Linked DNA regions of Homo sapiens: region 2 is linked to region 1. The links are chromatin loops, found by intact Hi-C in ENCODE. Cell type or tissue: PC-3. All regions are shown on one strand. Links, peaks and the distances in the headings refer to the core of each region. The heading gives the core; the rest is flanking DNA. Region 1 overlaps PTPRK (protein tyrosine phosphatase receptor type K). Region 2 overlaps PTPRK (protein tyrosine phosphatase receptor type K).

Evidence for each region. Hi-C counts contacts between places; a loop is a spot of excess contacts. Peaks named below come from ENCODE experiments on the same cell type or tissue, not always from the same donor. Only the 100,000 strongest peaks of a DNase experiment are listed, where the experiment ranks them.
Region 2: it touches region 1 in a loop (3-fold over the local background); 8 of 110 quality-filtered maps call a loop at or near these places.

The regions. Positions count from the first base shown.
Region 1 is chr6:128,366,772-128,369,692 of GRCh38, reverse strand. All of the region lies in intron 2 of PTPRK (protein tyrosine phosphatase receptor type K), which reads left to right. Among named protein-coding and RNA genes, the nearest start is that of PTPRK, 150 kb to the left of the region's middle. In PC-3, for the core only: no CTCF peak of the experiment used is centred there; a DNase peak (open chromatin) is centred at 1,202; H3K4me3 peaks cover 893 bases; H3K27ac peaks cover 2,478 bases.
Region 2 is chr6:128,515,115-128,518,035 of GRCh38, reverse strand. The region is part of intron 1 of PTPRK (protein tyrosine phosphatase receptor type K); the gene reads left to right. Among named protein-coding and RNA genes, the nearest start is that of PTPRK, 4.0 kb to the left of the region's middle. In PC-3, for the core only: a CTCF peak has its summit at 1,275; a DNase peak (open chromatin) is centred at 1,995; H3K4me3 peaks cover 2,429 bases; H3K27ac peaks cover 2,079 bases.

The DNA of each region.
Region 1 (2,921 bases), core at 137-2,636:
AAAGCTTTTTAAAAAATTGCTAAACTTTCATAATCTATTCAGCTTCTCAATACATGTGAGTTTGGAAGACAGTAATTTCTATAAATTTATTAACATTTAACCTACTAAATATAATTCTTTGAACATGGAATACAGCTAAATTTCTTTAAATATTCTTTTGTATGTCAAGAATTTAAGAATAAAGAATAGTCAGTTTTCACATGCAGTATTTTGTTTACCAGGTAGAAGCCTAACTTAAACTCCTATTTATCAGACCAGGATCTGATATATTTTGAATGTCTTATAAAATATCTATATTGTTCTTGTAAAATGTCTATCTATATTGTTCTTATATCTGAGGTTTTACCTGGGGTTCCCTGCCTTTAAACGTTATTTACATATGGAATATTTTCATTTTTCTCTTCAAAGTTAAACTGTACTTTGGAAAAGAGCTCACTCTCTATAATCATTACTGCACTTCTCAAAACTGCCACCTTTTCTTCAGGAATATAGAAGTGGGAAATGATTCTGTAAAATTTCAAGGAAAGAGTGGTGGGACAGTAATGGGGAAATAACCTCTTTCCCTTGGTAAAATGTGTAATATATCTTTTAAAGGCAGGAAACTTGACTTGTGAAGTGATGGTAGAATTTAAACTGCATGCAAAGCCAAGGCTCTTTAAAAGAACGTGAATTAAGTCAACTATGTAGTTTAGCTCTTGGGTGATTTTTTTGTTGTTATTGCTGTGTGTGTGTTTTTTTTTTTGTTTGTTTGTTTTTTGTTTTGTTTTGTTTTTTTAAATAGAGTGAAGAGTTTTATTCTTCTATAGCCTCTGAATAATGGAAAGACTTCCTGGTGCCTGAATTTTAAAGACCATTATTGTAGTCTATAATTGTATTGTACTTTGGAACTAGAGAGTACTGTAGAAACCTAGTCCAAATGCCTTACTTTACAGACATGGAAACTTAGTTGCAGAGAAGTAGCAGTACTTGCTTGGTGAAGAGCACGTAGCTACTTGGAGTTAAGGTGACAATTGTCATGGCTCACCCCTCACTCTAGGTTTTGTGGTCCTAAAGAGTTAAAGGAAAATAATTTCTGACTCAGATACTCCTCATTCCAGTTAGTAGCAATCTTGAGTTAGTAGCATTTATTTTGTGTTAAAAATAAATTGGAAGTGAGTTGACAGGAATGATAAAGTTTCATTGGGGGAAAATTAGGATTATTCAAAGGAAGCTCCAACTAGTCAGAGGAAGCAACCAGTAAAAGCAGGATCTTGGTCATTGGCCTCGTCACAGATTTGTCTGCACTTTGACGTTTTTTTTTTTTCTTTTTTAACAGAACAGTTTATTGTTAATACATCTCTCCTTTTATTGGAATTCCTCTTACATGAATGGATTTTGTTTTGTTTGTTTAAATAGAGTAAGTGTTGATCATGGCTCTATCCCTTTCTTTTCATCTTAGTTCCTCCTTCAGTTTATATTCTCTGCTCTCTGTCACCCTAAATTTATTCATTAAATTTAGTCTCTGCTTTCTGTTGTCCCTGTGTGTGAGCCTTTGCTTTTCATGTCTATATTTCAGTGAAATTGGGACCTGTTAATTTTCTGACACCTGTAGATTTAAATCCAGTGACTTACAAAACAAACTCAGCAATTTTGGAATGAGAGGACATCTGTGCATTTTGCATTATTTTTTATTGTGAACATGGGAAGGTTATGTATGCACATTAGAGAGTCAAATTTCAAAAATTAAGTACTGGATTTGCTTCATTTAATTGCTTTATAAAATTGAACTAACATTGTAAATCATTAAAGTGAGAATATTTTTTCCCGAAGGCTCTCTCAAACTCTCAAGTAGGACATTACTTTGTAATTTTTATAGTAGTTAATGGTTTCCATTTCAGTATTGCTATTATGTGCTAAGAAACCTGTGTTTGATGTAGGGACCTAGTATTAATGAGGCCCAAGTTAGTGGTTTGATTTATATATGAAATAATTTAGAAGGAGAAATGCTCTCTATCACCATACTTAATATTATCTTTTATTGTAGTATTGGCCTTGTGCCAACACTTGATTCGGAGATTAGTCAAAGGTCAGAGGTGATCATACTTGACGGTTTAGATTCTTTTGGAAGCTAAGAAAGCAAACTGTGCCAGGCCCGCCCTGAGACCACTTAAATTTAAGTGAGGGCCAGGGTATTGGTGTTTTTAAAAGTGCTGCAAGTTATGTCAGGTTGGATAATATTGGATACATTAGGTTAAGTCACTGAATTTGTCGATAGTTGGCTTTGAGCCTTCTACTACTTTGGGCCCAAGTGGGTATTCTAATGGCTGGTTTTACATACTCCTTGGATTCTAGAATCCTGTGATATTGGAAATCTCTCTTTAAGTAAATGCTGACAAACTGGTTAGAATTAAATGGGGAGGGTTTGGGATGGAGTCCTGGATAATTCAGCGTCGCCAATTGTCAGTGTTGGAAAACCAGCATGCAGAATATAGTAGAACTGCATTTAAATTAACCATACATCAACAGATATTTATTAAGGGCCTACCATATACCAGGCATGGGGTTAGAAAAGTCAACAGAGTAGTAGATTATTCTTCGCTTATGGAGTTTACATCCTTAAAGAAGGTGGCACATAGAGACCAAGGTACTATAATATAGTAGGTCCAACCCAGCTAGCTTCCCTGCAGTGCTGGGGCTGCTGAGCATCAAACGAGAAGTTTGCTTGGTGTTGGGAGCCTGTTTCTATGAAGATATCTATCTTCTAACGCTGGAGTCATCCTCTGAATCCAAAGAAGCTAATACTGTGAGAGGTAGGAGGGAAGTAACATGATGAAGGGAATAGCAGATCTGTGTTTGCAATCTGACTTGCATGCTCATTAAGTCTAAAAGCAGGCAAACTGTCACCATGATTTTAATTCACTCTCTTTTATGTTTCATGAACC
Region 2 (2,921 bases), core at 326-2,825, 150 kb before region 1:
TTCTGGCTACCATAAATCATTTGATATTTTATTGTCATAAAATTCTATGGCAGTCAGATTTGTTGCAGACATAGATTAGAGATGTATTGAAGATTGGAGGTGTATTCCATATTGCTGGTTTTTCTTATATTTTACTTTAACTAGTGAACTTTTATTCCTTTTGAGAAATTTAAATAAACCCACTTTAAAAGTCCAAGACAAATTCATGTTGAGAATTTAAAAATATCTGAAGTATGTCTTTCAAATCATACTCATTAAGATCAGTTTACTTTCCGATATCATGTGGTTCCTAATGTAGTAAGCTTCAAAAGCAAATTTTGAAAGGCTGAGCATTGTTGGGACTTTGATGTGTCATATACTTATTCAGTTTTCTTTGTTTAAACCAAAAATGTAAGAGTGTTTTCATTATTGTGACTTTTTTCTTAGCTTTTGCAGTTAAAGTGTAAAACTGCTGCACTGTGAGCCTCTTTAAAACCAGAACGTTCTGTAAATCCCAACTCATACATTCTTTCAGTTTCACCTCTCACTTAAAATGACACCCATGTCATATCTGAGGAAACCGAGGCATAGAAGAATAAAGAAGTATTAAAGTTTATTCACTGGGTTGTATAGCTGTGATCTCTTGATATAATGTAAGAAAGTTTTCTGTAGAAGGACTTAGATGACTGACGAAACCAGATGCAGGTAAGGTGACTTGGAAACTCAGCTTTCTCCTCTGTAAAATGGGGATAATAATACCCAACTTGACCTTTCCACATGTTTTTTATGATTAAATGAAGTAATTTATGGGAACTAGCACTGTAAATTGTAAAGCACTGTGCAGCTATCTGGGGTGTAATCATCATTAAGTGCCTTAGTCTCAGCTTTTTACTCCTTCCAAATTCTCTCTCCAGTAAGTGCAGGCTGTTCAGGATTTGTGTGTGAGTGTGTGTGTGCGCACGTGTGTGTGTGCATGTGTGTGTGTGTTTTCACTCAGCCAGTCATTCATTTAATTATTGTTTAACATAGTTATTGTTAAACATAAACATACTAGATTGGCCAGACCATAATTTTGTCAGCACAATGATCGATTATCCTTAATTTTTTTAACTTACCTCGTATAAATCCTTACTTGAGTTAGACCCATGGAAGAGTCACTATTAACATTCCTGGCATTTCTAACTACAGAAAAAAATATTTTTAGTCAGTTTCTTTAGCTGTTTGTTTAACTGTTGGTTCAGGTTTTCAACTCTGTGTTGAGAATAATATGTAGCTTTCTAGATGCAGTCTTATCAATGACCTAGAGAGGGACTATTGTCTCTCTTGTATGATAGGAGCCTGGAAATACAGCTCGAGATCCTGCTTTGTCTATAGTTCCTGACATGTCACCCTGTTGATGTGCACTTAGAATGCTGTAACTCATCTAAGCAGCACCTGAGCAGTATCTGACTCCTTGTTGTCTCTTTAGGTGAGATTAATTTCTCTTATACTTATTACCTGCTAGGAAGATACTTTGGAGCCAGCTTGCTTTAAGGTTTGCCTGTTAGTTTTTTTTGGTTTTGATTGGCTAAATATCCCTCGATCCCTCAATTCATTAAAACTCCACGTTCTAATCACTAGCAATCATATGTAGCTGGACATTTCCAGGACTGTTTTTTTTTCTCTCTCTAGTTCTCTTGCATCTGACTCTTGATTTTCCTAGGTCGTGAGATGTAGTTTTGTGTCTGGCCTACCCAGACGGAAAGAGGAGAGTCTGGCTGCTGTTTGGACATTGGCATGTGTGCTGCTGACAGCTCTTCTCTTTGTGCTCATAAAAGTGAATTTCAAAAATAAATCAACCCCTCTGCCACTCTGCCCCCTCCCACACTCCCTCCTACTCTTTTCTAGCAAAAACAGAGCCCCACATATATATACACAAGATCACAGCCCTTTTGTTTTTGCCAAATATATTTTAGTGCTGTACATGTCCTTAAGAACTGGAAATATGACTCATCCACTAACCAAAGCTAATGCCAACATTCCCACCAAATCTCATATTTCTAGCAATGATGGTTTGTTACAGGTTTTTCTGGCCTTTAAGGTAATATTTAATTCATGTGATAAGATTCCATATAGAAAAAGTGTGTTGGCTACTAATATTTTTAAAGTGCAGTATACCAGGTCTACTCAAACTGGTATTAAAGACAGTGAACATCATGCTAAATAGGGATCTGTGCTGCTCCCATTTCCCCTACTTGCTTTTCATGGAGTGCAGGAAGAGAGATGCTGGAAGATTGAGAGCAGGAAGCATCAAGAAAGTTTACAGATTGTTCTTAAAGACAAAACAAAGAACACAGGGATTCTGTGTGTGTGCACGTGTATGTGTGTGTGTGAGTGTGTGTATGTGTTTTTGATCTTTTACTTAATTTTTAGAAGAGGAAAAAAGTCCTATGGTATTTTTGACTTGTTTATTGAAATCAGCCTTTGCCTTTGCGCAAACACATTTTCTAGTTCTGTCAATGTAAAAATTTCCCTCTGTGTATTCTTCTCAGTCTTTACACTTTGATCATATGTATCTGGTCTGTGTTCCTTCTTCAAATGGTGTTTCTTTTTGCCTAAAAAGGTTGTAATTGCTTTTGAACATGACTTGTTTTTTTAATCAAAACTCATGCTGTTTGTCATAGTACTGAAAAAAAAAAGTACAAGACATCAATTCATGATAGGTCTTAAAACAGTATTTGATAACAAAGTAAGTGAATAATACATTAATCAGGCTATTTTTTATTTCAATTGAAGCAAAAAGCAAACTTGCATATCCATGAACTAATCTTTTAATGTCACAGAACATTTATTTGTTGCTGTTTCTGAAGTCTTTAAGTTCCCTTTTATAAATGGGGATAGACAATTTCAGAACCACATTGCTTGATATTTTGAGATAAGTGAGATAAGTTACATACAACTAT